Linked DNA regions of Homo sapiens: regions 1 and 2 are each linked to region 3. Evidence: chromatin loops called from intact Hi-C (ENCODE). Cell type or tissue: endothelial cell of umbilical vein. All regions are shown on one strand. Links, peaks and the distances in the headings refer to the core of each region. The heading gives the core; the rest is flanking DNA.

Evidence for each region. A loop is a pair of places that touch in the nucleus more often than their neighbours do. Peaks named below come from ENCODE experiments on the same cell type or tissue, not always from the same donor. Only the 100,000 strongest peaks of a DNase experiment are listed, where the experiment ranks them.
Region 1: a loop joins it to region 3, with 6 times the contacts of the local background. A loop is called at or near these places in 4 of 110 quality-filtered maps.
Region 2: it touches region 3 in a loop (2.5-fold over the local background); 3 of 110 quality-filtered maps call a loop at or near these places.

The regions. Positions count from the first base shown.
Region 1 is chr20:49,696,790-49,704,789 of GRCh38, reverse strand. The region is part of intron 1 of B4GALT5 (beta-1,4-galactosyltransferase 5); the gene reads left to right. Among named protein-coding and RNA genes, the nearest start is that of B4GALT5, 13 kb to the left of the region's middle. In endothelial cell of umbilical vein, for the core only: no CTCF peak of the experiment used is centred there; DNase peaks (open chromatin) are centred at 3,259, 4,059 and 5,289; H3K27ac peaks cover 4,662 bases.
Region 2 is chr20:49,841,429-49,852,362 of GRCh38, reverse strand. SLC9A8 (solute carrier family 9 member A8) reads right to left here. Exons shown (of 16, transcript NM_015266.3): 5 at 7,244-7,327; 6 at 2,683-2,784; 7 at 1,519-1,553. Among named protein-coding and RNA genes, the nearest start is that of MIR12122, 17 kb to the left of the region's middle. In endothelial cell of umbilical vein, for the core only: a CTCF peak has its summit at 5,957 (motif pointing right); a DNase peak (open chromatin) is centred at 5,972.
Region 3 is chr20:49,770,414-49,781,347 of GRCh38, reverse strand. It overlaps LOC105372652 (a long non-coding RNA gene), which reads left to right and starts at 5,977. Exons shown (of 3, transcript XR_936825.3): 1 at 5,977-6,120; 2 at 10,268-10,337. RefSeq lists a silencer at 5,861-6,009 and an enhancer at 8,860-9,498. In endothelial cell of umbilical vein, for the core only: no CTCF peak of the experiment used is centred there; DNase peaks (open chromatin) are centred at 4,947, 5,827 and 8,917; H3K27ac peaks cover 4,449 bases.

The sequences.
Region 1 (8,000 bases), core at 1-8,000, 75 kb after region 3:
GGGTACCGGAAAGAGTAGGTTGTAAGACAGCAATGTTGTGGTTTTTTTTTGTTTTTTTTTGTTTTTTTTTTGAGACAGAGTCTTGCTCTGTCGCCCAGGCTGGAGTGCAGTGGCGGGATCTCGGCTCACTGCAAGCTCCGCCTCCCGGGTTCACGCCATTCTCCTGCCTCAGCCTCCCAAGTAGCTGGGACTACAGGCGCCCGCCACTACGCCCGGCTAATTTTTTGTATTTTTAGTAGAGACGGGGTTTCACCGTTTTAGCCGGGATGGTCTCGATCTCCTGACCTCGTGATCCGCCCACCTCGGCCTCCCAAAGTGCTGGGATTACAGGCGTGAGCCACCGCGCCCGGCCGCAATGTTGTGTTTTTACATGTCAGTGGATCCAGGGTATGCTAGTGAGCACAACTGTATATTATTTTTATTAAAAAGTTGTAGGATATTTAAATATCAGTAAAGAGGTAACTTTTTCCACCCCCTCCCAAGTAGTCCTAAAAGTATGGATAATTGACATTTAAACCTTCTTCTTAATTCTACTGTGTTGAACAATCATAAGCTTGGGAAGATGGAGAGACAGGGTTATTTTTTCCTCACAGAGCTGCTCATTATCCCATTTTAAGTTCTACTTTCAGGAACCAAGCCTAAATTGTATTCCTGATCAGGATGTGTGTATTTGCTGATTGGTAGACTTGGCTGGTGAAGGTCATAAAATAGTGTTTTCCTAAATACTGTGTTGTGTCTTGCTTATGTAATTGAAAAAGGAAAAAAATGTTTTATTCCTGTTCAGAAAAATGACAGAATTGCCAACCTAAGGAAGTCAAACCAGATAGACCAAAAATGATAGTAGACTGACTTTAGGATTCATGATATAGTTATTTTGAATCTGTATTTTTTTTTTTTTCCTGAGATGGAGTCTCACTCAGTTGCCCAGGCTGGAGTGCAGTGGTGCGATCAGGGCTCACTGCAACCCCTGCTTCCTGGGTTCGTGTGATACTGCTGCCTCAGCCTCCTGAGTAGCTGGGATTACAGGCGAGCACCATGACCCCTGGCTATTTTTTTTTTTTTTAGTAGAAATGCGGCTTTGCCGTGTTAGCCAGGCTGGTCTCGAACTCCTGACCTCAGGTGATCCACCTGCCTTGGGCTCCTAAAGTGCTGGGATTACAGGCTTGAGCCACCATGCCCGGCTGAATCTGTATGTTTTAAATAAAAGCATTTAATGCTTTAACTTTTTTAGAAAAGCTCATTTGACCCATATCCTCATAATCTATATAGTCATGAGAGGGAAGTTTTCTGGATTGTAATTTCCTTGTGCCTAGGATGGTGCCCAGCACGTTGTATGTACTTAAATATTTAATGAAATGAAAGAAGAAACTATTGTCTGGGCAGACCAGCCTCTTGGTCGTTGGACTGCATTTACTTTGGGGAAAGGAATTAATTAATCCTGATTTTGAAGTGACTGAATTAATTTTTTCCAAATCTACTTTGTACATTTTTCTTCTTTTGGTGGTAAAATATGAAATTTGCCATGTATCTATTTTAGTAATTTAAGTAATTAAGTGTACAGTTTAGTGGCATAAATTACATTCATAATGTTATGCAGTAATCACTTTTTTTTTTTTTTTTTTTTGAGACGGAGTCTCGCCCAGGCTGGAGTGCAGTGGCGCCATCTGGTCTCACTGCAAGCTCCGCCTCCCGGGTTCGTGCCATTCTCCTGCCTCAGACTGTCGAGTAGCTGGGACTACAGGCACCCACCACCACGCCCGGCTAATTTTTTTGTATTTTTAGTAGAGACGGGGTTTCATCGTGTCAGCCAGGATGGTCTTGATCTCCTGACCTCATGATCCGCCCGCCTCAGCCTCCCAAAGTGCTGACATTACAGGCGTGAGCCACCGCGCCTGGCCAGTAATCACTATTTTTTAGGGTTTTTTTTTGTTTTTTGAGATGGACTCTCGCTCTGTTGCCCATGCTGGAGTGCAGTGGCACTATCACGGCTCACTGCAGCCTCAACCTCTCAGGCTCAAGTAGTTCTCTCACCTCAGCCTCCCAAGCAGCTGAGACCACCAGTGCGTGCCAGCAAGCCCGGCTGATTTTTACATTATTTGTAGAGATGGGATTGCCCTATGTTGCCCAGGCCGGTCTCAAACTCGTGGACTGAAGCCATCCTCCCACCCCCGCCTCCCAGAGTGCTGGGATTACAGGCATGAGCCACCATGCCCGGCCTGTTAGGAGTTCTTTACGGATTCTGAATAATATTAAACCTTTATCAGATACATGATTTACAAATATTTTCTATTCTGTGGGTTGTCTTTTCACTTCTGATAGTGTCCTTTGATGCACAAAAAAGTTTTTAATGAGGCCCAATTTACCTAATTTTTTGTTTATGCTTTTAAAATACACTACTTTGTAAATATTATCACTTACCTTTTGCTCCCTACAGTGTGCCCATTCTTTTTCTGCCCATGAAGGTCTTTATAAGCTACTGATGTGATTTTTGAGAAAGCAGGAGTCATGGTTTTTTTTGTTTGTTTGTTTCTCTTGCTCTAACGTGTTTAAGTTTGAAGCTGTTTTCTTTCTTTATTATTCTCTGTCTTTATTCATTTATTTAGATTCGGATTCGGCAGGCGACACGGGATTTATTTTTTGCCATACAGGAATGAAAAGACATGATGATTTCGAAGATAGGGAAAAGCACATTTTGTTTGGTATTTCCTTTTTTTGTTGTTGTTTTTTGAGGTGGAATCTTACTGTCACCCAGGCTGTAGTGCAATGGCATGATCTCAACTCACTGCAACCTCTGCCTCCTAGGTTCAAGTGATTCTCCTGTCTCCGCCTCCTGAGTAGCTGGGGTTACAGGCGCATGCCACCACCCCCAGCTAATTTTTTTATTTTTGGTAGAGATGGGGTTTCACCATTTTGGTCAGGCTGGTCTTGAACACCTGATCCACCTGTCTTGGCTTCCCAAAGTGCTGGGATTACAGGCATGAGCCACCACGCCTAGCCTGTTTGGTATTTTCTTAGCCCCAAATCTCCATTAATCAGCATCATTTATGTTTTGGTGTTTAGTATTAAGTAGTTACAATAAAGACCCTGAGGCATGACTTTCAGTTTGGTATTGTGGGTGTTTTTTTTGTTTGTTTTTGCCTTCTAATTCTTTGAAAATTAGTAATGCTTTATTCACCAGAATATTCTGTTTCCCCGTGCCTTCCTCGTCCACAACACAGGCACAGGGTGGCAGGTGGTGAAGAGAAACAGGCTGCCAAGATGGTCCCTAGATGACTAGGAGGGGCGTGATGTGTGCACAGGGTTTTTTTTTCTGTTATCCTTTATAACATCAGAAAATGATGTCAAATGCTGACGAATGAGGAAATAGAAAAATCTAACGTGTAAAAGCTGCTGGACTCCCACAGCTCTGACTTAGTAAAATTTGACAATTTGATACATATTTTTTTTTCTGATATCAGCTGAACTGCAAATGTATTTATCTAAATGTGAGTGATAAAAATGGTGATTAAAGGCAGGGGTGGGTACTTAGAAAACTTTTATGTTCTGGTGCCTGTGATAAAAGAGAAAAAATTACAAACTCATCTTTGCATTTGCCTGATTTTGCTATTTTCTTATAGCTAAATTCATTAATCTCTGTGTAACACCCCTACAGTGTGCTAGACTTGAAGGATACAGTGATGAACAAAGCAGACAGTGTATCACTGTTATTTTTTAAGTCTTCTAAGGAGCATGCTTCACTTTAGTAAATTTTTAGTTTTGGGTGATTTTATATTTCTGGACAGATGTGTTTAATTGAGGGCCAATTCATCTGGTGTTCAGTTGGAGTTAACATTCTTTAATTGCCAGGAATGATAGTGAATAAGGTAGTCACCCCCTTATCCAGAGTTTCACTTTCTGTGGTTTCACTGAGTTCTGAAAATATTAAATGGAAAATTCCAGAAATAAACATTTCACAAATTTTAAATTGTGCACCATTCTGAGTGGCGTGATGAAATCTTTCACCATCCTGCTCTGTCCCCCTTTGTCTTGCCTGGGATGTGAGTCATTCCTTTGTCCAGCATACCCACGCTGTATACACATTTAGTAGTCGTCTGGATTATCACATCATCATCGTGGTGTCACAGTGCTTGTGTTCAAGTGACCCTTATTTTAATTTTATTATTTGTAATACTTTTGAATTTTAATCTTATGGCCAGGTGTGGTGGCTCATGCCTGTAATCCCAGCATTTTGGGAGGCCGAGGCTGGAGGATCGCTTAAGCCCAGGAGTTTGAGACCAGCCTAGGCAACCTGGGGGAAAACTTGTTTCTACAAAAATACAAATAAAAATTAGCCAGGTGTGGTGGCACATGCCTGTAGCCCCAGCTACTTGGGATCGCATGAGCCTGGGAGTTTGAGGCAGCAGTGAGCCATGATCACTCCAGCCTGGGCAACAGAGTGAGACTCTCTCAGAAAAATTAACTTTACTTAATTACTTTTATTATTGTTATAATTGTTCCATTTTATTGTTGTTGTTGTTGTTGTAAACCAAATTGTAAAACCATTTTATATTTGTTGCAAACCAAAAAGTATCTGAGACAGGTCTCAATTTATTTAGAAGTTTATTTTACCAAGGTTAAGGGCATGCACCCAGGCCCAAGGTCTGTGCCTTTCTCCTAAGATGATTTTGAGGGCTTCAGTATTTAAAGGGGGAGAAATTTTAGGAAGGCGTGGTAGATAGGAGGCAAATGGTTACATTCTTTTGAGTCTTTGATCAGCTATTCACATGTGGCGGGCAAGGGTGGGGGGCAGCGGAGGAATAGTCCCTTATGCATTCATCTAGCTCAGTGAATCTGCATTTTTACATAAGACAAAATATACTTACCGGGCAGAGGAAGTGATGAGATTATGCATTTGTCTCAGGTAAGCAGAGGAATGACTTTAAGTTCTGTCCTTTGTCCTATACCTGTGAAGATAAGCTGTCAATTTACGTTGTCAGGGTGAAATTCAGCAGAGTGGTTGTAGGGTAAGGATGTTGAGGTCCACAAGGAATTTCCTATTGGGCAGATTGTGAGGGAGGTAGGTTTGCATGATGCCGTTCCTACCTTGACTTTTCTCTTTGACTTAGTGGGTTTGGGGTCCCCAAGTTTATTTTCCTTTTACATTGTTATTCATCTTTTACTGTGCCTAATTTATAATTTAAACTTTACCATAGGTATGTGTGTATAGGAAAAAGCAATGTATTTAGATCTGGTACTACCTGCAGTTTCAGGCACCCACTGGGGAATTTCAGAACGTATCCCTTGAAGATAAGGGAGGACTGCTGTATGATTCATAGCACAGTTTCAGATTAATCATGTCCGATGCAGTCAGATGCTTGATGGTTATATGGGGCCTGGTTTGTGGGCAAATGACTAGTGGGGTTTTTTTTTTTTTTTTTTTTTTGCCCATTTAGGATTCAAGATGGGTTTTAACCTTTTAAGTTACAATTAAGCACTTTGTGTCGTACAGTATGTATACAATAATGCTTTGAAATGGCTAGTCATGAATGTATTAATGGTTTGTCTTGCACTGAAACCTGAAATGTAGATGAAAAAGTTGATAAACATAAGGCAATCAGTACTGATTGTCATTGTCATCTACCCCAGTACATTCTAAGTGTGGTAGATACAGTAATTCTTATATGTTGCTATTAACGTCATTTCTGATTTTTGATTAGAAAAATATTTAGGTTAATGGCTTTCTTGTTGGTTTCAAATTTATAGTAAAAGCTATACCTTTATGTCTTGAATCTGCTTGCCAGTCTTTGCTTTGATAGGTGGTTTTTGCTTAGGCTACGATAAATTGTTTCATCTTTTCTAAAGAGGGATGAGGAAGTATTTACTTTGTGAAATTGGAAAACCGTGTGGTTGGTGTGGAAAATAAGCATGTTATTAATAAACAGCTAGTCTTGTGCTCCATACTCTTGGATGTAAGGTAGAAATAACCTTGCCTCTATTGCTGAGATTTAAAAAAATAAAAAGCTAGGCTACTACCCGTGCCTTCCTCGTCCACAACACAGGCACAGGGTGGCAGGTAGTGATGAGAAACAGGCTGCCAAGATGGTCCCTGGATGACTAGGAGGTGTGTGATGTGCGTCCAGTTGTCTGGATGGGGCAACTGGAATCCTTCATTGTGTGGTTCATGCTTGTGTGTGTGTGTGAATGCGAGAGTGGGAGGAAGTTCAATGTTTTGGCTTTGGTGTGGGATTAATTTTCTCTTCGATTGTTAATTTGGCATACCTGACTTTTTCATTCTGGTTTAAAGTATTAGAAATCTTAAGATTTGTGTGAATTAGAAGATTGGGATTTATTTGAATTTCATTTGGCACTAGGGAAAATTCACTTTAGGTAAGAGCTACTTTTTGGGTTGGCTTTATGTTCAAAGCAGTTTTTTCCTTAAGAGTTTCATTTTATTATGGAAATTTTCTTTTTTCTTTTTTTATTTTTTTGAGATGGAGTTTTGCTCTGTCCCCCAGGCCGGAGTGTGGTGCCACCGTCTCGGCTCACTGCAACCTCCACTTTCCAGGTTCAAGCAATTCTCCCACCTCAGCCTCCCGAGTATCTGGGATTACAGGTGCGTGCCACCATGCCCGGCTAATTTTTGTAGTTTTTACTAGAGATGGGGTTTCGCCATGTTGGCCAGGCTGGTCTTGAACTCCTGACTTCAGGTAATCTGCCTGCCTCTGCCTCTCGAGTAGCTGGGATTATAGGCATGAGCCACCGCGCCCGGCTGGAAATTTCCAAACATATAAAAGTAAACTTAATAGTACAGTATAATGGACCCCATGAACAAAAGTAATTTTTCTAACCTCAAAAGCAGGGGCAGTTTATTTAATCAGGTAAAAACTGAGCCTTAAAAGTCAGACTTTGCTAAAAGAAAACAGTATTTTTTTCACTGTCCTGAATATAACATTAAGGAAATAGGATTTGGTTAGGTCTAGATAACATTTAATAATTTCAACTGTGTTAAAGACAAAAGTAATTTTTGATGTGACCATGGACTTGTCATGAAAAATATAAAGGTGAAAGGGATTCCATCCCCCTTCCTCTAAACAGAATGGAACATAAGCACAGGTTTAGGCTAATTCATAACCTGGATTTTTAAAGCTTTTACATAGTTGGGTTTCATGTTGTTCAGATGTCTTACTAAACCAGGTATCTAAATGAGTGTTTTTCTGTTAAAAAAAAAAAAAAAAGGACATGTCCCCTTCCTCTGCCATCCCTTAATCACGGGGCTCCACTGGAATAGAGATGGGCGGATAAAGAAGGAAACTTAGTGTTAGCAGCTCCAGTGAACTGGTATGAGGTAGAGGAGGGTTGAAGCCATTGATCACAGTGACGTTTCCAGAGGATTTAAGCTTTCCCATTGTCCCATCCTTCATTTGAACCCTCAGAATGTACAGCCAGAAGTCCAAGAGCAAGCGTCTCTGCGAAGGGTAAACCTTCCAGGCTGTGCTCCCTCAAAGGCGCCGCTGCGCTTGAGGAGCAGGTGCTGTGGCTGCTGAAGTCAGGTGCTCTGGGAGCAGACAACAACTGCCTGGGTGTGTAGCACCTGTGTCCTTTTGGCTCCCCTGGCCTTGTCTTCTGAGACTCTGTTGTTAATTTCTTTAGCTGTTTATGTCAGCTTTGACCAAAGCCCACTGCAAAGCTTAGAAGGGTAAGGAGGCAACAATATCCCTTTGAAGACTTATTTTGGCACAGATTTTGTGATTTGTGAATAGTAACATTCCTCAGTAGCCACAAATTAAACAACATCGATCTAATTTTGGTATTAATTAGTTGTATAATTAAAATAGTAAAACCATCTGCATAGATTGAAGCTATAGTTTCAGGTTGTATTATATGTGTGAAAAACCGACTCTTCATTGTGAATTTTGAGTAGACTTCCCAGTAGATTATTTATGTAAGCTGTGTCATCAGAAACATTCCAGAATGAATCACGTTTAATTAGGATCTAACAAATGTTACCACCTTTGTTCTGT
Region 2 (10,934 bases), core at 1,235-9,234, 71 kb before region 3:
ATTGAAAAACTGGAAAATTCCCTATAAAAATCTAGAAACCCAGCATCTTTTTGAAAAAAAAGTATTTAAAATAGCCACCAATTCTGGGCCCAGATTTCCACATGGTAATCATGAGTTGGCGCTGAGAAGTGGCTGTCCCTTCATACAGGGTGTGTTCTCCCACTGGCCGCTGCCCCATGTCTAGACTCACAGCTGGCCAGCTTCCCTCTGTTAAGTGCTCTGCCAGGCCCTGCGGCTGTGTGGGTTTGCGACCCCAGAGCAGTCCCCATCTGAGGGATCGTCACTTTCTAACAGCAAAGGAAACTTCTGCACACGGAGAGGAAAACACTACCCGGCTCTAAGTCAGTGTGTCTACAGGGCAATTCCTTTCCTGTCCTCCACCTGAACATCCCAACCACTGATTCAATTCAACTTCACAGGAAGTTATCCAGCATTGTCTGTATCTCTAACCAGTTGCCCCCAAAACAAGTGGAAGGTTTGAATACTGTGATACCTTCCTTTACTGGGCATTTCTTTTTATTTGCAAAATACCTACCAAACACAGGACATCAGTTCTGCTTTATTTCCAGCTCTCATGGAATAGGACTACTTGTTTATGTATCAAAACTGTCTTACAACAAAAGCTCCAAAATTGTCCTGGGCTGGGGTGGGTGGTGAGTGGAGGTAGAAATAGAATTGGATTTGTTATCAGAGACACAGTTCCCATGAAAAGGGTTCCCAGATTCTAGTCCCAAGTTGCTAAACTGCTGCTAAATCCTGAAAGCTCTGACTGGCCCCATGGCAAGGATCTGGGGACGAACATGTGACCCTGCTGCCCAGCTCCCCAGCCATGTCACAAGACCAAATGCAGACACACTGAGCAAGGCTGTCTGCTCTCAGAGGGGGGAACCCAGACTATGCTCAGCATGGGCACTTTTTCAGCACTAGATCTGGTACCTTCTGAGAGACAACTGCCTCAACCTAGTGAGGTTGCTTCTCACTATGCAATTCTGGGAAATCCTGGATGGGGCTCATGGGAAGTGCTCACGGGAGTGGCTTCAGATGGAGGGGCTTTCTACAATAACCACAATAGAGGTCTTGGCCCTGCTTCCCCCACCACAGGCTTCGTGGGAATCCCAGAGGAAAGTTTCTCCGTCACTCCCCCTCTCCATCTCTAATCTGTCAAGAAGACTTTTTGTTACGGCGACTGAAAAGTCTTGTAAATAAGAAGACAATGGTACAGTGTACGCGTGCACACAGGCAGGGCAGTTAGCTGAGCAGAGTTACTCCCTCCCAAGCTTAAACTAAATCATTCCAATCAGCAATGCCCCACTAGGGATCTTCAAAAGTCTTTAGGATACTTTTGATTCATTTCAGAGATACAAATTAACTCAGAGTAAGATTCTATGGCAGAAATCCTTACCAAAAATAAATACACAGAGAGAGAATAGAACAGTACCACACCCAGGAAGCAATGTGGAGAAACATTTCCCCTGTCTGAAAAGCAGTCGCATGGGTGTTACAGTATGAAGGATTTACCTGTCTGTCATGTTGAGTTTAGAGATTACATCAGCCTGTAAAATAAAACACACAAACACACAGACACACACAAAAAAAAAACCCTGGAGAACAGCCAAGATTTAAATGTCCATTAGTGCTTTATTAAAACTAATAAGGACATTAATCTTCAGTTCCCAAACCACTTGAAAAATAAAAGCTCCTAAGCCTTAGTTGAAACATGCATTCCATCGGCATGCAACGAGAGTATGGAAAAGAATGCTACATTCTTCAAGCCCAATTAACTGTAGTTTCCTTAAGTTTATTCTTACTTAATACTAGAAGCTGAGCAATGAAGAAAGCTGCATGACAGACAGATTTATTCTGGTGCCATCAAAGCTGCAATATAGGTGAAAATCCAATGGAATGGGCTTTGGCTATTGAGAGAAGAAAGCAGCTGATGTGTTAAAGAAATCTGCCCGTCACTCAGATACCTGACCCTCAACTTAATTTTCAGAACTGAGACAGGCAAACTTTCTGCAACTGACAATAAAGGAAAAGAATGTGACATGCATGGACATGCATAATACAAAACTACAGATACTACCTTCCTAGGGATGTTTGGTCTAAATTAATTTGAAGTCTAAAGTAGAGACCACCCAACTGGTGCCACTGGGAAGTGGTTTAGCAATTGTGGAAAATCCAGAGTATATAATTCTACAGGTAGACAGCTTAGAATTGAGTGAAGAGATTCAGCATCACCTTTGATTTTATTATTTCTCCAATGCCAGCAGAAAAGCACATCTTTGATTTTTTAAATACAAATTTTTATCAAAAAACAGCATTCAACCCCAATTCAGTCTACTTGACAACACAGTTTGAAGTTCTTGATGGCATATATTTGGCTTCATTTTTAGGTATTCTAATTTAAGACAGTATTGGTTTGCAAATAAACTCAAATACTTTGGGGGGGATTATGGAAAAGTTTTACTCAATTCCAGATACCAAAGGTCTTGGAGGACACTTTGAAACAATTTAGCACGCCTCTACTGTGCCTCATATGAAGCTAGGATTTCCTTCCAGAAGGAATTTACCTTAAGGGTGAAACCCAGGCCCCACAAAGTGGCCCCATTTCACCTTCCCACCTCCCTGCACTAGCTCTAAGAATGTAAGACTTTCAAAGTGTTTCAAAGATGATTTTCTTACCTGACCCAGAAAATAAATTCCTCCACCTACTACAAAAGCGGAGATTGCCGTCCCAAAAACAGCAAACAGGGTGATGGAACCAATATTTTGAAAGAAGTTACCCTGTTTGAAAGAGCAGAAATCAGGGAAATGATTAGAAAAGCCATTCCTGTCAGTGAAGGCACGGCCTGCACACCTGGCCCTCCGTGCAGACTTGATTCTCTGTAAAAGGCACCACTGCCCAACCTGTGTGGCAAGCTGGGAGCCCGGGAGTCTTCCTGCACCCCCGCACTTACTGCAGTGTCCCGTCACTCACACCATCTTTCATCTGAAACACTGCATAGCTTCGCACAAGTCTCCTCAACCCCCCAGGGCCCCTTTCCCTCCACTCTCCCGTCTTTCCAGAATGATCTTCCCAAAAGACAAATCTGATTGTGCTGCCTTCACCTGGACCCCTATTTCCACTTAAAATGCAGCTAGCCCCCACCCTGAATGATTCGACTCCTGGGGAGGCCTCTGGGCTCATCTGGCACCATGCTCGCCTTTGTTCTCTGGGTTCCAGTCCCACTGGTGGCTTCGAGCAGGTTGTGCTCCCTCTTTGCTTGTTAAGCTTTCATCATCCCAAGATCTCAGGACATTTCAACTCTTCCCAGATCCTAGTCTGTGCTCTCAGTGCACAGTCACCCTCTCTTGTAGCGGTTGACAAGACTGCAATTTTGCACTTATTTATGTACTGATGTCTTACTTTCCCATGAGGCTGCAGGCTCATTCTGGGCAATGACCCCACCTGCTTTCGCACAACACGGTCCCTGACATAATGCCCGTCAGATGGAAGATGCCCAACAGACAGGCACTGAAGGAATTAACTGTGTTTCACATCCAAAGTCCACACTATTAGGATACCAAGATACACTATCAGATATTCCTTTTTCCTGGCCAGGTCTTTTAAACAATTTTACTTCACTCTATTAGTATCATCATTAACTATGTCAGATAAAATGTTTCTATCTATACTTCACAGCGTTTAAGATAAAATATTCAAGTTCAAGCAGCATGGTAGCATCTTTCAAATTTCCATAAAATTAAGGAAATTAAGCTATTTATTATAACCCTATGAACTCCACTTAGGAGCTACCAAGAGTCTTTGATCACCCCCGATTGTGGTTGTGAACAAGAATCTTGTTTTTAGCTCAGAAATCACCAAACCATGGACATCAAGACCTGCTATTTTAAAGCCCACTTGTGAAAGAGTGTCCTCAGCTGAACACTGACTGCCCCACTAAGCCCACCTCCTAGAAGCTGCAATTTTGACTTGGCTGCCTATCATCTGACATTCAATTCCTTTGTTTGGCATATCAATCTTTACTGCACAAAGAATTTTAAAACACAATGATTTGGTTTTTCAAAACAAAGGGCTTTCAATCTATGAGTTGCTCTTTGCAAATCGCTGTTTTCTTTTGTTATTTAAAAACAGATTAGACTGGGCTCGGTGGCTCAAACCTGTAATCCCAGCACTTTGGGAGGCCAAGGCGGGTGGATCATCTAAGGTCAGGAGTTCGAGACCAACCTGACCAACATGGAGAAACCCCATCTCTGCTAAAAATACAAAATTAGCTGGTGTGGTTATAGACGCCTGTAATCCCAGCTACTCGGGAGGCTGAGGCAGGAGAATCGCTTGAACCCAGGGGGCCGAGGTTGCAGTGAGCCGAGTTCGCAGTGAGCCGAGTTCGTGCCATTGCACTCCAGCCTGGGCAACAAGAGCAAAACTCCATCTCAAAAAAAAAAAAAAAAAAACAGATTAATCAGTTTTGACCTGTTTGCAGAGATCTAATGTTGATATAATTTATATATTTGGTTAATATTAATCTGGATCCTGAACATTTACCCAAGTTAAAGTTACCATAATACAAGAACTTCCCTCTGCTACATAAAGCAAATTTATCTGTTTCTCTCTGACATAATTAACATCCTGTGATTTGTGTAATATTTGCAATTCAAAGAACCAGTTGCTGCCTAGCTAATGCATATCAACTGATGATAATCTTACTGTAATCTGTATTCTAAATCCAAATTTACATTAGCAGATATCATAATATTAAAATAAAATATTCAAACTTTACTTCCTATCATCTTTGGGCGAGGGTAGAAAGTGGATAGAAGTTTCAGAAGTAGCATTTCATAATCCTATCAGTCCCTTTCATATAAATTGTCACATTTCCTGCTGGAAAGTCATCTTCAACAAAATGTTTCTCTAAAAAACTATTACTTTCCTCAAATTTTGAACAAGTTTCTCTCCCCTCTAAAAAAAAAAAAAAAAAAGAAAAGAAAAACTTTACATGCTCTAATATTCAAAATGTCATGTTTTTAAGTCAAAATCAAGTCAATTTCCTCAGCATGTTTTGAAATATTTTCATATCTGCTTACAGTTAAGATTTGTTTACAAAGTGAAAGGAAAGACATGGTGACCTTCAACTTATGTTTCCTTGTTAAAAATTATCTGATGTCACTAACAGTTTGTAAGACTTGTGAATATTTTTTACATTAAATTTCCTTTTCACTTTTTCTTTGGATAGATGCACAATAAAATAATAACTTAAAAAAAAATCTGGGCTGAACATCTTAATATGCTTTTGTTTTAGTACAGGAAAATTAAAGACTTAATTTCTATGTTTTTACCAAACATTTCTAGACAAATCTAACTCATTTTTTAAAATTATGTATTTATTTATTTTATACCATGTCAACAACAAATTAAGTTTATTTTTATTTATTTATTTTTGAGACAAAGTCTCCCTCTATCACTCAGGCTGGAGTGCAGTGGCGTGATCTCAGCTCACTGCAAGCTCCACCTCCCGAGTTCAAGCTATTCTCATGATTCTCATGCTTCAGCCTCCAGAGTAGCTGGGATTACAGGCACGCACCACCACGACCAGCTAATTTTTGTATGTTTAGTAGAGATGGGGTTTCACCATGTTGGCCAGACTGGTCTTGAACTCCTGGCCTCAAGTGATCCACCCACCTCGGCCTCTCAAAGTGCTGGGATTATAGGCATGAGCCACTGGGCCCGACCATATTAAGCTTAATAAATTATTATTACTACTGGTGGTAATATTGTTATTAATAATAAATGACATTTTTATCATTAATAACAAGCAGCAGCACTTCATTTATTTAGTGTGGTGGGTGGTGCTTTGCCTACGTTCTTTCATCTAGTGTGACTCTCAAAGCACCCTGGGAGGTAGGGTTTTGGGGTTTTTGGTTTCTACTTTACCAAAAAGAAACCTGTAGGGGGCAGCGCATGATTAGATCTGTGTTGTGTCTCTGGCTTTCCTCTCTCCAAGGACTGGCCTAAACTTTCCAATCTTCACAGTTTTTTTAAAAATCACATTCACAAAATAGCTGCTGTATTATTAATACTAGTATTTTAAGTTGAATCACTTTATTTTAAAACTTAAATACATTTATGTTTAAAGAAAACTCACAGACAAGGAAAAAACCATGCACGCACACAAGCAGGCTTAAAAGTGAGAAGCTCCTGCTCAGGCAGAAAGACTCACACTAGGGGACGAGTGTGGTGGCTCATGCCTGTAACCCCAGCACTTTGGGAAGCCAAGGTGGGTGGATCACTTGAGGTCAGGAGTTCGAGACCAGCCTGGCCAACATGGTAAAACCCCGTCCGTCTCTACTAAAACGACAAAAATTAGCCGGGCAAGGTGGCGTGTGCCTGTAATCCCAGCTACTCAGGAGGCTGAGGCAGAAGAATCACTTGAACCCACAAGGTGGAGGTTGCAGTGAGCCGAGATCATGCCACAGGACTCCAGCCTGGGTGACAGAGTGAGACTCCATCTCAAAAAAAACAAAACAAAAAAAAAAACATCTCACACTGGGAGTTGCAAGGCAATGGCCGTCAAGGCCAAGCCAAAGCAGAGAAGTGGGTAGGGGCCAGTGCCACTGCTCACCAAGGCAGGGAGGAAAGAATGGGCAGGCAACTGTGGGACTAGGCAGGGAAGGATGGGGCTCCAGCCTGGGAAGGAGAAGCTGGACCAGGGAGTGGGCGAGGAGCGATAGAGGTTGAGGGATGAAGGGGAATATCAAGCTGGGGTCTGAGGCCAGGGGAGGGCACCGAGAGGGAGACATGGAAGGATGGATGGGCCTGAGAAGGTTAGAAAGGCCCCAGTGGGGGAGCTGAAAGAAACAAAAGTCCTGGGGCACATGTCCCCGTCGTCCCAGGACACAGTCTATCCTCTTTACATCTATCAGTCTGTGTCCAGGAAGACGAGTCAATGCATCATCTGTGAGCCACTTAACATCACTTCAGCCATCTTCCTGGGCAAAGCACCCATTTATGGCAAACACTGGCTCAGTGAGCCATACTGCCTGAAACCATTAAAGCAGCCAATTCATCATGTCTGCTCCTCTCCAGAAGTCAGGCACTGCAGTCCAGCTTCCACTGAGCACAACCAGGAAGGAGCAGAGCTGCTGCTGCTGCTGCTGCTAAATTATACCCAAGCTTTTAAGGAACTTGCCTTACAAACATGAGAAACTGTCCAGACCAAAGCACCAATGTGTGCCTGAGTCTCACCTTGTGTAATGAATATCCAGACTCAAAGATAATAGGGGGAAGCAGGAGGAGGAAAAACATGTTTGGACGAAACATTTCTTCTTCCTGTAAATAGAAAATGAGTATCTTAAGGGCATGGAATTTGTGTAATTAAGAAATAAATTAATCAATAAAGAGCCAAAATAATTATTCTCTCAGGGCCTGGCCTAGTGGAAACATATAATGTTTAAATAACTACCTGATAATAAAATCAAGCAGAATGAGAGATTCCCCCACCAAAAAAAAAAATGAAACTGTATTTTATTATTTTTATCATTATTATTATTATTATTATTTTGAGACAGAGTCTTTCTTGCTCTGTTGTCCAGGCTGAAGTGCAGTGGTGCAATCACAGCTCCCTGTAGCCTCAACCTCCTGGGCTCAAGTGATCCTCTCACTTCAGCCTCCTGAGTAGCTGGGACTACATGTGCGTGCTACCATGCCGGGCTAATTTTTTTTTTTTTTTTTTTTTTTTTTTTTTTAAGATACAGGGTCCCGCTATGTTGCCCAGGCTGGTCTCAAACTCCTAGCCTCAAGCAATCCTCCCACCTCAGCTTCCCCAAATGCTGGGATTACAGGCATGAGCCACCATGCGTGGCCAAGACAAGGATTTTAAAGGTGATCAGTGAAAAGAAACAGCACAACACAGTAGTATGTTTTTTATTCCTTAGTACAGAAAGAAAATTAATCTGAATACAGAAAATTTCAATTCTGGTTGCAGACTTTCAAAAACAACTCCACAAATTGGAATCCTCCAGGAAAAAGGTAATGGCAAGCCCTAAAACAATCCACTCAGAGGAACAGTAAATCCTATATATGGTTAAAATAGCTCTGCCTTCTTTCTGCTTATCACAGACAACTCTGCCATTTTCCAAAGTCTGATGTGATAAAACAGTCCACACTGGATGCTCTTTCGACTTGAGACTTTGATACAAAGACAGCCCCTTACCATGTGTCTTGCTATAAAAGAATACCTGAGGCTGGGTAATTTACAAAGGAAAAACATTTATTTGGCTCATGATTCTGCTGTCCGGAAAAGTTCAAGACTGGGTATCTGATAAGAACCTTAGGCTGCTTCCACTCATGGGGGAAGAGAAGGGGAGCCAGAGTGTGCAGAGATCCATGGCAAGAGAGGAAGAAAGGGGGGGCGGGGATGGGACCAGGCTGTTTTTAACAACCAGCTGTATAGGGAACGAACAGAGCAACAACTCATTCACCTCCCTCCCCCAGCAAGGGCATCAGTCTATCCATGAGGGTCCACCCCCATGACCCAAACACTTCCAACACTGGAATCAAATTTCAGCATGAGGTTTGGGGAGACAAATGCCCAAACCATAGCACCATGCTTCCAGATTTGATTATTAAGTGCCACTACGAAAGGTGTTTCTAGAATATAGCCATCTTTGGAGGGGTGAAACAATAACAATTTCATTTTCTATATTATTAATATATCTCTCTAGTTGTTGGTAGAATTTTGGGGAAATATATATTGGTCCTCAAGCCCAAAATGGTTATGTGTAATACACAGTCTATTTAAAAATGCAAAATCAGGCCCTTTTTCATATGAATATTTTCCCATGTCACAATTTTGACAGTCTGATTTTTTGTCAAAATGCCTATTCCAAAGAATGCCTAAATGTATTCTTACAAATGTACAGCTGTTACCATAAAGACTAAAAGAAAGTCAAAAAACGCTCAAAATAGAAGCAAATGATGACTTCTGAAATGCCTTATTAAGTCTTAAAATAGCAGCATGTACAACAAGCTCAAGCTCATGATTCAGACTGGGACTGTGTGAAAAAAAATGAGCCGAGCTCTGTGTTTTACGGGGCAACCTATTCTCAGGATCTGTGCAGCAGGACCACTATATACAGCCTTTTGGAGGTATAAAAACTAGCCCCCCCCACCCCAGGAAAAAGGAGAATCTACCTATAGTGGGGTTATATAGTGTCCCCCAACCCCAATCACAATTCATGGCCACCAGGAACCTCAGAGTGTGACCTTATTTGGAAATAGGGTCTCTGAAGATCTAATGAAGGTAAGGATCTAGATGACCTTACACTGGATAAGGGAAGGCCAAAGGCAGCAAACATCGACTTGTAAGAGACAGAACAAGGCACATAGACACGTGGAGAAGAATGCCATGTGAGCACAGAGACAAAGACAGGAGTGATGCGGCCACAAGCCAAGGAAAACCGGGGCCACCAGAAGCTGGAAGATGCAATGAAGAATTCTTTTCTAGAGTCTTTGGGAGGGAACCTGGTCCTGTTGATACCTTGACTTCTCACTTCTGGCCTCCAGAATTGTGAGAAAACAAATCTCTGTTGTTTTAGGCCACTTAGTTTGTGATAATTTGTTACTGCAGCCCTTATGAACACACTGCCTTTCAGGGAAATAGTGTTACAGTTCCTTTTGGCAATGGCTCCCCCAAAATGTTCTGAGGTGATTTTAGGTGGCACTTGAGCAGTGTGTGTCAAATACCACTGACCTCATGGATTGAGAGAGTCAGCCCCTTTTGATTATTTCTTCAGGCCCAAATAAATCCAAGACACCTTAGGATGGCAATACCGCTTCTAAGGGCTCTCTCCAACGTGCTGATCTCCCTTGACAGAGAGCAGACTTGACCTCTGATGCTTCAGCAGGCATCTGTACTACTTCATTTTTATCATGTTTACAAAACAATATTAGTTTCTGAATTGAAATAGTACTGTAATGTTGCCTTGAAAATAAACATGGCCAGGCGTGGTGGCTCATGCCTGTAATCCCAGCACTTTGGGAGGCCAAGGTGGATGGATCATGAGGTCAGGAGCTCGAGACCAGCCTGGCCAATTTGGTGAAACCCCATCTCTACTAAAAATACAAAAATTAGCCGGGCGTGGTGGCAGGCACCTGTAATTCTAGCTACTCAGGAGGTTGAGGCAGGAGAACTGCTTGAACCTGGGAGGCGGAGGTTGCAGTGAGCTGAGACCACGCCATTGCACTCCAGCCTGGATAACATAGTGAGACTCTGCTCCCCACCACTCCCCAGCAAAAAAAAAAAAATAAAATAAAATAAAATAAATATATAGGCCACGTGGCTCAATCCTGTAATCCTAACACTTTGGAAGGCCAAGGTGGGAGGATCACTTGAGCCCAGGAGCTCGAGAACAGCCTGGGTAGCATAGTGACATCGTGTCTCTACAAAAAATTTTTTTAAAAATTAGCCACACCCAGGCGCAGTGGCTCACACCTGTACTCCCAGCACTTTGGGAGGACAAGGTGGGTGGATTACTTGAGGTCAGGAGTTCGAGACCAGCCTGGCTAACATGGTGAGACCCTGTCTCTACTAAAAATACAAAAATTAGCTGGGCATGGTGGCACATGCCTGTTCTCCTGCCCAGCTACTCAGGAGGCTGAGACAGGAGAATCACTTGAACCCGGGAGGCAGAGGTTGCAGTGAGCCGAGATCGTGCCACTGCACTCTAGCCCGGACAACCAAGAGAGACTCTGTCTCAAAAAAAGAAAATAAGAAATAAATAAATAATTTATATATATATACATATAATTAAAAAGCAAGTTGATAGAAAAATATTAAGCACATGATAATACAGGTTGCTACCTGGGCAGACCCAGCAGGTCAGTTTGGAATCAGAACTTCAGGGAAAGAAACCACCAGCTCCTCTTGTTTTTCTGA
Region 3 (10,934 bases), core at 1,693-9,692:
TGTCCATTGTAAAGAATAATCTGGGGGGCCGGGTGCGGTGGCTCACACCTGTAATCCCAGCACTTTGGGAGGCCGAGGCAGGTGGATCACGAGGTCAGGAGATCGCGACCATCCTGGCCAACATGGTGAAACCTCGTCTCTAACTAAAATACAAAAATTAGCCTGGCGTGGTGGCTTGCGCCTGTAATCCCGGCTACCCAGGAGCCTGAGGCAGGAGAATCGCTTGAACCTGGGAGGCGGAGGTTGCAGTAAACCAAGATTGCGCCACTGTACTCTAGCCTGGGTGACACAGTGAGACTACATCTCAAAAAAAAAAAATAATAATAATAATAATAATCTGGGGAGGCTGGGCACAGTGGCTCACACCTGTAATACCAGCACTTTGGGAGGCTGAGGCGAGCAGATTACCTGAGGTCAGGGGTTTGAGACCAGCCTGCCCAACATGGTGAAACACCATCTCTACCAAAAAATACAAAAATTAGCCAGGTGTGGTGGCAGGCACCTGTAATCCAGCTACTTGAGAGGTTGAGGCAGGAGAATCGTTTGAACCCCGGAGGCAGAGGTCGCAGTGAGCCAAGATCACACAACTGCACTCCAGCCTGGGTGACAGAATGAGACTCCATCTCAGGAAAAAAAAAAAAAAAGAAAAAAAAAAAGAACTTTGCCAAGGTCACATAGCTGGCATGTGGAAAAAGCAAGGGTCAAACCTGGGCAGCAGGGTCCACACTGTCCGAATACTGTGGGTATCTGTGACTTGAGCCTGCCCAGAATCCTAATTTTCCCTTGGGGAACTACCCCACCCCTATAATCTATATGGTTTGGGTGAAGCTGACCACAAACCTGGCTCTAGAATGGGTTGTATCACCCAGTCTTAGCCCACCAGAGCAGAAAATTATCCTGGCTATGGCGATTAATTCAAAAGTGACCCCAGTCAGATCAGTGTGAACCTTCCATCAGATCTTTACTAAACACTATAAGGAAAAAGATACTCCCTCAGGGTAGTAAGAGCTCAGCAGTCTAGAGCTGCCAAGGCCATTTTTGTCACCTACTTGAAAAGGAAGGCAGCACAGGGCAAATCTGAACTGGAGAAATAGAGCAAGACAAAGTCCCACTGACATTACTTAAGCTCCTGGATCCAGCCATACCTGAAATACTCCTGGATTTTTCAACTGTGTGAGCTAATGTATTCTGCTCCCCTCCTTGCTCATTTTGGCTCAGGCTAGTTGAGCACATAGTAAGTGCAGATGTTCAAACATAGATCATGGTTTAGGTCATGATCACAGCCTACCCCATTATTATTATTATTATTATTATTATTATTATTAAGATGGAGTCTTGCCCTGTCACCCAGCCTGGAGTGCAGTGGTGTGATCTCGGCTCACTGTGGCCTCTACCTCCCGGGTTCAAGAGATTCTTCTCTCTCAGCCTCCCAAGTAGCTGGGACCACAGGCATGCACCACCACACCAGGCTAATTTTTGTATTTTTAGTGGAGACCAGGTTTCGCCATGCTGGCTAGGCTGGTCTCGAACTCCTGACCTCAAGTCATCCACCTGCCTTGGCCTCCCAAAGTGCTGGGATTACAGGCGTGAGCCATTGTGCTGGGGCCTATTATTATTATTATTATTATTATTATTATTATTATTATTATTTTGAGACAAAGTTTTCCTCTTGTTTTCCAGGCTGGAGCGCAGTGGTGCTGTCTCGGCTTGCTGCAACCTCCACCTTCTGGGTTCAAGCGATTCTCATGCCTCAGCCTCCCAAGTAGCTGGGATTACAGGTGTGTGCCACCATGTCCGGCTAATTTTGCACTTTTAGTAGAGGTGGGGTTTCTCCATGTTGGTCAGGCTGGTCTCGAACTCCTGACCTCAGGTGATCCACCCACCTCGGCCTCCCAAAGTGCTGGGATTACAGGCGTGAGCCAGTGCACCTGGCCCCTATTATTATTACTTTTTAAAACATTTTCCTGTAAGAGCTTTACTGAGATATAATTCAGATACCACATAATTTACCTATTTAAAGTGTATGATTTCATGGGTTTTCATTTTCATACCTTTGGAGTTGAGCAACCAAGTCCCCAATCAATTTTAGAGCATTTTCACCACTCCCAAAAGAAACCCCATACACGTTAGCAGTCAATCCCCATTTTCTCCCAAGTCCCCCTGCCCTGGCAACCACTAATCTACTTTCTGCCTCTACAGATTTGCCTATACTGGACATTTCACATAAATGAAATCATGTAACATAAGCTCCTTTATGCTGTTCATTTGTTTTTTGTGTTTTGCTCGTTTTTTTGTTTGTTTTATGGAGACGGAGTCTCGCTCTGTCACCCAGGCTGGAGTGCAGTGGTGCGATCTCAGCTCACTGCAACCTCCGCCTCCCAGGTTCAAGCAATTCTCCTGCCTCAGCCTCCCAAGTAGTTGGGACTACAGGTGCGCGCTGCCACGCCCAGCTAATGTTTTGTATTTTAGTAGAGATGGGGTTTCACTGTGTCGCCCATGCTGGTCTTGAACTCTTGCCCGCCTCTGCCTCCCAAAGTGCTGGGATTACAGGCATGAGCCACCGCACCCGGCCAGTTCTTTTGTTTAACATGTTTTTCCAGTTAATCTGTATTGTAGTAAGTGTCAGCCTCTATTTCTTTTTATTGCTCAGTAAGACTCCATTGTATGGATACATACATTTATTTACTCATTTATAGGCTGGGCGTGGTGGCGCACACCTGTAATCCCAGTACTTTGGGAAGCTGAGGCAGGCGGATCACCTGAGGTCAAGAGTTCAAGACTGGTCTGGTCAACGTGGTGAAACCCCGTCTCTACTAAAAATAGAAAAATTAGCTGGGTGTGGTGGTGGGCACCTGTAATACCAGCTACTTGGGAAGCTGAGACAGGAGAATTGATTGAACCCGGGAGGTGGAGGCTGCCGTGAGCCGAGATTGCACCACTGCACTCCAGCCTGAGTGACAGAGGGAGACTCTGTCTAAAATATATATATCCATCTATCAGTTGTTGGACATTTGGATTGGTTTCACTTTTAGCTATAATGAATAATACTGCAGTGAACTTTCATGTACAAATTTTGTGAGGACATATGTTTTCAATGCTTGGACATATACCTAGGGGGAAAATTGCTGGATGATATGGTAACCCTATGTTTACACTTTTTTTTCTTTTTTCAATAGAGACGGGGTCTCACTATCGAGGTTGCCCAGGCTGGTCTCGAACTCCCAAGTTCAAGTGATCCTCCCGTCTCAGTTTCCCAAAGTGCTGGGATTACAAGCACTTGGATCACTGCACCCAGCTTGTTTAGTCTTTTGAGGAACTACTACCCTGTTTTCTAAAGTGGCTGCCCCACTTTACATTCCTGTCAGCAGTGTAGGAGCACTCCCTTACTTTTGCTATGTCTCTGGCAAGTTGCTTCAGCTCTCTGGGCCTCTGTTTTCCCATATCGTAAATGGGGATGCTCTATTGTAAAGATTAAACAAAGACCATGACTGGGCACAGTGGCTCACGCCTGTACTCCTAGCATTTTGGGAGGCCGAGGTGAGAGGATCTCTTGAGCCCAGGAGTTAGAGACCAGCTTAGACAACATAGCAGGACCTCATTTCTACAAATAATTTTTAAAAATTAGCCAGGCGGCCGGATGCAGTGGCTCACACCTGTAATCCCAGCACTTTGGGAGGCCAAAGTGTGTGGATCACCTGAAGTCAGGAGTTTGACACCAGCCTGGTCAACATGGCGAAACCCCGTCTCTCCTAAAAATACCTAAAAATACAAAAATTAGTCGGGTGTGGTGGCACATGCCTGTAATCCCAGCTACTTGGGAGGCTGAGGCAAGACAATCACTTGAACCCAGCAGACGATCTCATGCAGTGAGCTGAGATTGCACCACTGCACTGCAGCCTGGGCAACTTAGTAAGACTCCGTCTTGGAAGAAAAAATACAGAAATTAGCTAGGTGTGGTGGTGCATACCTGTAGTCCTAGCTAATCGGGAGGCTAAGGTGGGAGGATCACCTGATCCCAGGGAGGTCAAGGCTGCAGTGAACTGTGTTCCAGCCTCTGCACTCCAGTCGGGGTGGCTGCTTGAGACCCTGTTTCAAAAAAAGTGATCAGGTATATGAGATTTGAGGTGAGTGTCTTACATTCTAGGCTTCAGTTCTCTTCTGTGAAGTGGGGATAGCAAAAGCATTTTCCTCGTAAGTTTCCTCTGAGCATGAAATGAGACCCAGCTGCTAGAGACAGGACAATCTCAGATAAATGGCGACTTTAGACCTAGTCATAAAGTGCCTCCAGTTGAACAAAACTTGCCTGCCTATCTGTGGGCGATGCACCCAGTGCTATAATATTTATTAATGCTCCCTTGATTTTCAATGTAAGATTTTTTTCGCCTTGTAAGACCCTGGAAGCGGCCGAGTGTGGCGGCTCACGTCTATAGTCCCAGCACTTTGGGAGGCTGAGGAGGGCAGATCAAAAGGTCAGGAGTTTGAGACTAGCCTGGCCAACATGGCAAAACCCCATCTCTACTAAAACTACAAAAATTAGCTGGGTGTAGGTGGCAGGCACCTGTAATCCCAGCTACTCAGGAGGCTGAGGCAGCAGAATCGCTTGAACTCGGGAGGCGGAGGCAGTGAGCCGAGATCGCGCCACTGCACTCCAGCCTGGGTGACAAGAGCAAGACCTCATCTCAAAAAAGAAAAAAAAAAAAACAAAAAAAAAACTCTGGAAGATTTGCGGTCCAATTCACGAGGATCAGCTGATATTCTGGAACCATGCTGTGGATTGGGGGGGATGACATGATCTGCTGATGAATGACACATTGGCTGAGAAACAGAAACTGCCCAGCTTAAAGTGAGAGAGTGTGAAAACCTCATGACTGAGTCATGGTCCTAGGAGTGGGATGAGGGTGGGGAGGTGGGCGGGAAGAGTGGAATGGGGGTGGTTAATTAGCCATTCCTTTAAGTGGGCTCTCTGCCTTTCTGTCTTTTTCTCTGAGCTCATCACTTCCTCTCCCACTTCCTACAGTATGGTCTCAAACACTTGCATTTTCGGAAAAAAGCATGATCTCCTGACCTTTGTACATGCTGTTCCCTTTGCCCAGAGCACCATTTCTGGTAATTTCCTCCCTGTCACCTGGCAACGTTCATCCTTGAGTTTTCAGCTTAGAGGTCAACTTCTCCAGGTAGCTGTCCGAATTGGGGATCTTCTGTCTTGCCAGTGGGGCATGTATGTCCTCTGGATCAGAAAGCAGCATCTCTCTCTCTCTCTCTCTCTCTTTTTAATTTTTGAGACAGGCTGTGGCTGAGGCTGGAGTGCAGTGGCGTGATCTCGGCTCACTGCAACCTCTACCTCCTGGGTTCAAGCGATTCTCCTGCCTCAGCCTCCTGAGTAGCTGGGATTACAAGTGTGTGCCACCACGCCTGGCCTGTTATTTTAAAATAATTAAATCTGTCTCCATCCTGGGATTGCTAAATAAATAAATTAATTAATTAATTAAAAGCAAAGCTTAAAAAAATGAAAGCAGCACATACTTGTGTAATAATGAATGTAAACAACTCAAAAATGTGTAGGTTAGAAGTGAGAGTTATTTTGCCCCTCCTAATAAATATTAGCTGAATCCATGAATAAATGTCATGTCTATAAATAGATGATGAATGAATGATTGAATAAGAAAACAGTTCTGTCCAGAGAGACCTCGGTTCAAGGTGACCCCCCGCAACCTCCCACTCACAAGCAGGCCAGCTGGTTTCTCTGAAAGTCTCGGCCCTGGGCCAGTGTTTTATTTCTTTCTGGGATGGGCCCCTATCTAGGAGTTTTTTTTCCCTTGGAACCTTGGAGAATGACTCATGAGGACTTTCAATGGGCAGCAAGTGCCCTGGTGACATAGGGTCACATCCTGTTACTCAAGAAGGCAGGTCCTGGGTAGATCCCAGGGAGGTGAGTTGGTGGGGGATAAAGAGCTCCTGTGTGGCCAGCAGCTGGCTGCAGTTCCCCAGGAAACAGCTTCCGGCAGACACTCAATCTCCAGTTGTAACAGGTGGTGTGGAGTCCGCTGTCCCAGGGAGTGGGCTCAAGGCCTAGTCCTGCCAATGAACTTGCTGTAGAAACTTTTCTGTCTATCAAATGAGGTGAGGTCCATGGAAAACCTAAAGGTTGCCTGTTGAATACTCATCCTGTTCCTTCTTTTTTACTTACAGAACCCCAACTGGGGGTGGGGGACATTGGACAACAATGTGTCTAAGGGGAGGCTGGGCCTCTCTCTGGCCCCAGTGTTTGTGTGTCCAAATGCATGCACAAGTGTGTGTGTGTGTGTGTGTGTAGCTGCAAGCACACAGGAAAATGTATACATCTTGTTTATCTTGTTTATCCACGAATCCCAGCTCCAAGACATCTTCCTGGAGGGATGGCCAAGGCACATGATGACAGTCTACATTCTTCTCATTTTGTTTTTTCTAGTTTGTTTCATTTTTTCCTTTTCTTGTTTTCTTTTGTTTGCTTTTGTGTGTGTGTATGTTTCTGTTTCTTACTTTTTGTTATTTTAAATTTTATTTATTTTTCTTCTCACTTTTTTATTTTGGAGACAGAGTCTCGCCCTGTCACCCAAGCTGGAGTGCAGTGGTCCAATGTCGGCTCATTGTAACTTCTGCCTCCCAGGTTCAAGTGATTCTCCTGCCTCAGCCCCCCGAGTAGCTGGGATTAACAGGCATGTGCCACCGCGCCCAGCTAATTTTTGTATTTTTAGTAGAGACGGGGTTTTACCATGTTTGCCAGGCTGGTCTCAAACTCCTGACCTCGGGCAATCGCCTGCCTCAGCTTCCTAAAGTGCTAGGATTACAGGCCTAAGCCACCGTGCCCAGCCTCATTTTTTTTTTTCTTTTTTTTGAGATGGTCTCCCTCTGTCACCTAGGTTGGAATGCACTGGTGCAATAATTGCTCACTGCAGCCATGACCTCCCATGCTCAAGCAATCCTCCCACCTCAGCCTCCCACGTAGCTGGGACTACAGGTGAGTGCCACCATACCCGACTAATTTTTGTATTTTTTGTAGAGATGGAGTTTTGCCATGTTGCCCAGGCTGGTCTCCAACTCCTGGGCTCAAGTGATCCTCCGACCTCGGCCTCCCAAACTGCTGGGATTACAGTCTTGAGCCACTGCACCCGGCCTATTCTCACTTTCTGAATGGCTTTGGGCAAGTCACAATCTCTGTGTGCTTCAGTTTCTTCTCTGAAGTGGGAATGGCAAGCTGGACACCCTGAGCGTGTGTCTGTAGTCCCAGCTTCTGGGGCTGAGGCCAGGGGTTCAAGGCTATAGTGTGCCATGATCACTCCTACGAATAGCCAGTGCACCCCAACTCGAAAAAAATTTAAAAGACCAGGCATAGTGGCTCACACCTATAATCCCAGTACTTTGGGAGGCCAAGGTGAGAGGATCACTTGAGCCCAGGAGTTGGAGACCAACCTGGGCAACATAATGAGACTCTGTCTCATTTATAACGACAACAACAACAAAAGGTAAAAAATAAACAGTGGGGGCTCATGTGAGAAAAGCTATAAAAACAGAGAATATTGGCTGTTAAATATTGATGTTTGCAGGTTGTCAGGAAAGGAATCTTGTAGAGAATATAGAACTCCTGGCCCCTTTCCTAAAGGTTCTGATGCAGTGGGTCTGGCATGGGGCCAGGCCTCTGTTAGCAAGGGCCCCAGTGACGTTTATCAGTTAGCGAATTTGAAAATCACTGTCTTAGGCCGGGCGCGGTGGCTCATGTCTGTAATCTCAGCACTTTGAGAGGCCGAGGCAGGTGCATCACCTGAGGTCAGGAGTTCCAGATCAGCCTGGTCAACACAGTGATACCCCGTCTCTACTAAAAATACAAAAAATTAGCTGGGTGTGGTGGCAGGCACCTATAATACCAGCTACTCGGGAGGCTGAGGCAGGAGAATTGCTTGAACCCGGGAGGCCGAGGTTGCAGTGAGCCAAGATCATGCCACTGCACTCCAGCCTAGGCAACAAGAGTGAAACTCCATCTCAAAAAAAAAAAAAAAAAAAAAAAAGGAAAAGAAAATCACTGGCTTGGGAGAAATTCCAATTCCTGACTTTGCCCCTTATACCTGAACAAGTCATCACACTTCCATAATCCTGATTTCCTCATCTCTAAAATAATAATAATATGGCTGGACACAGTGGCTCACACCTGTAATCCTAACACTTTGGAAGGCCGAGGCAGGTGGATCACTTGAGGTCAGAATTTCGAGACCAGCCTGGGCAACATGGTGAAACCCTGTCTCTACTAAAAATACAAAATAATTAGCCGGGCGTGGTGGCAGACATCTGTAATTCCAGCTACTCGGGAGGATGAGGCAGGAGAATCGCTTGAATCCGGCAGGCAGAAGTTGCAGTGAGCCAAGATAGTGCCACTGCACTCCAGCCTGGGTACCAGAGCAAGACTGTCTCAAAAAATAAAAAAATAAATAATAATAATAATAATAAAAATATTACTAACCTCAGTGGTTCCTAGTAGGAGTTGACGACGGTTCTCAACCGAGGGTGATTTTTTTTTCCCCAGAGGATATTTGACAATGTCTGGAGAAAGTTTTGGTTACAACCAGGTGTGGTGTTGCCCCTGGCATCTGTGAATGGAGGCCAGGGATGTTGCTAACCATCAGACAACACACAGGACAGCCCCCGAAGCAAAGAATGAGCCAGCCCAAAATGTCAGTAGCGCCAAGGTTGGGAAACTCTGGGTTAAACTTATTAATGCACCATGTGCTCTCAGGAGGGTAGAGGCCAAGAAGCATTTTCTGTTGACTTAGCACAAACAAAGTTGCCCACAACATAAAGGGCTTTCCCAGTCCAGGAAAATGGAGTAAAGTGCTGGGTGTGAAGAAGGTCAGAGCCAGAGTGAGACCCATTGTTCTGCATGAGAGGGGGTGGGGAGAGTGGCAGTGACGCCAGAAATCTCTGAGTGTGACTCACTGAGAGAAGCCAGCTGGATGGCAGGGTTGCCAGAGCCTTTGTTCCAAGCTGCATTTGAGTAGTGAGCTTGAGGTTTTTCCACAGAAGGTGGGTACTCATTGAAAGGGACTTCGTTTTCTGAAGTTGCTTGTTGCTCCCCCCGCCCTTTTGTTGTTGTTGAGACGGAGTCTCCCTCTGTCGCCCAGGCTGGAGTGCAGTGGCACAATCTCTGCTCACTGCAACCTCCGCCTCCCTGGTTCACGCCATTTTCCTGCCTCAGCCTCCCAAGTAGCTGGAAGTACAGGCGCCCGCCACCATGCCTGGCTAATTTTTTGTATTTTTAGTAGAGACGGGGTTTCACTGTGTTAGCCATGATAGTCTCGATCTCCTGACCTCGTGATCCACCTGCCTCGGCCTCCCAAAGTGCTGGGATTACAGGCATGAGCCACCTCGCCCAGCCCCACTTTTTATATTAAGAAAATATTGACCGTCTAGATCAGTGGTTCAGGAGTGATTTTTGTCTCCCAGGGGACATTTAGCAATGTCTGGAGGCACTGACATAACTGGGGAGGAGGGTTCTCTGGGCATCTGGTGGGTGGAGGTCAGGCCTGCCCCTAAACCTCCTACAGTGAACAGGACAGCCCCCACCCCCACCCCCACTCAAGGATTATTTGGCCCAAAATCTAAATAGTGCTGGTGTTGTGAAACTCCAAATTATATGGCAAAATCCTGTCTCTACTAAAAATACAAAAATTAGCCGGGCCCGGTGGCGCATGCCTGTAGTCCCAGCTACTCAGGAAGCTGAGGCACAAGAATTGCTTGAACCTGGGAGGTGGAGGTTTCATTGAGCCGAGATAGCACCACTGCACTCCAGCCTGGGTGACAGAGCGAGACTCTTGTCTTAAAAAAAAAAAAAAAAAAAGAAAAGAAAAAGAAAAAATAATAAACTCCAAGTTATATAAAAATGTCATTATTGGGGTCCAAACCACCCCTACCGCTTAGGAGGTGGTAGGGGAACAGGTTTGAGGAGGGAGCCTGAATTCTTTCTGTTTGGTCAGGTCAAGTCGTACCGAGATCATTTGAGAGCCAGAAAGGGGCCCTAGAGGTATTTTGCAGTGTTTCTTGAGGCCCCACTCTGTGCCACGCCCCCTGCCCTCTGACTGCAGGCATCTTGGAGAGAGGTATCACCTCAGAGCTGGAGAAATGTCAAGCTAGTTGAATAACAGGCACCAAAGGTTTTGAGGGGTGCAGAGCGAAGAGCCTTGGGCTGAGAGTTTGAGTCCTGACTGTTTCAGTGAGACCAGCAAGCGCTTTCTCTCTCCAGCTTCTCCATTTCCACCTTTGCAAACTCTGGACTCCAAGGACGCAAGATGGCCGGAAACAAGATGGTGGAGGTAAGGGAGATGCTGAGAGCTGGACAGAGGCTCTGGCACCACTGAAGTTCCCAGAAGTCAGGGCAGAGTTGGGGTCCAAGGAGGTCCAACCATGAGGACAGAGTGTAAGTGGATGTAGGGCATAGCAGAGGACCTGGCCACCTTTTAGTTGAAGAGGAAGTGATGAACAGAGAGAGAAGGTTGTTAGGAGGAGGAGGTGACAGAGAAGATAACATTTCTCCAACTGGAGTTAAGGTCTCAAGCTACATAGGGTGTGGCTGCAGATCCTGGAGGTTGGTTTTACCACTGAAAATCCCATGTCTCCAGAATATCTTTAGTCCCAGGCAAATCAGGATGGTTGATCTTCCTGCCCAAACTGCCCACTCCCAATCCCCTTCCCCTTGCCTTCTTCTATTAGAGAGACCAGGAAGCTAAATACTTGGTTCTCCAGTGGAGGCAGTGAGACATGGTTCAGGAAAATGAGATGTAGGCTGAAGTCCACTGGGAAGGCATTCCTTCTGAAATATAGACACAAAGTCTTGCCAGGAAAAAACATTTGGCCCTTCCTTCCCCTTCTTTAAGTAGCAGAATCTCTGTAATTTTTTTTTTTTTTTCGAG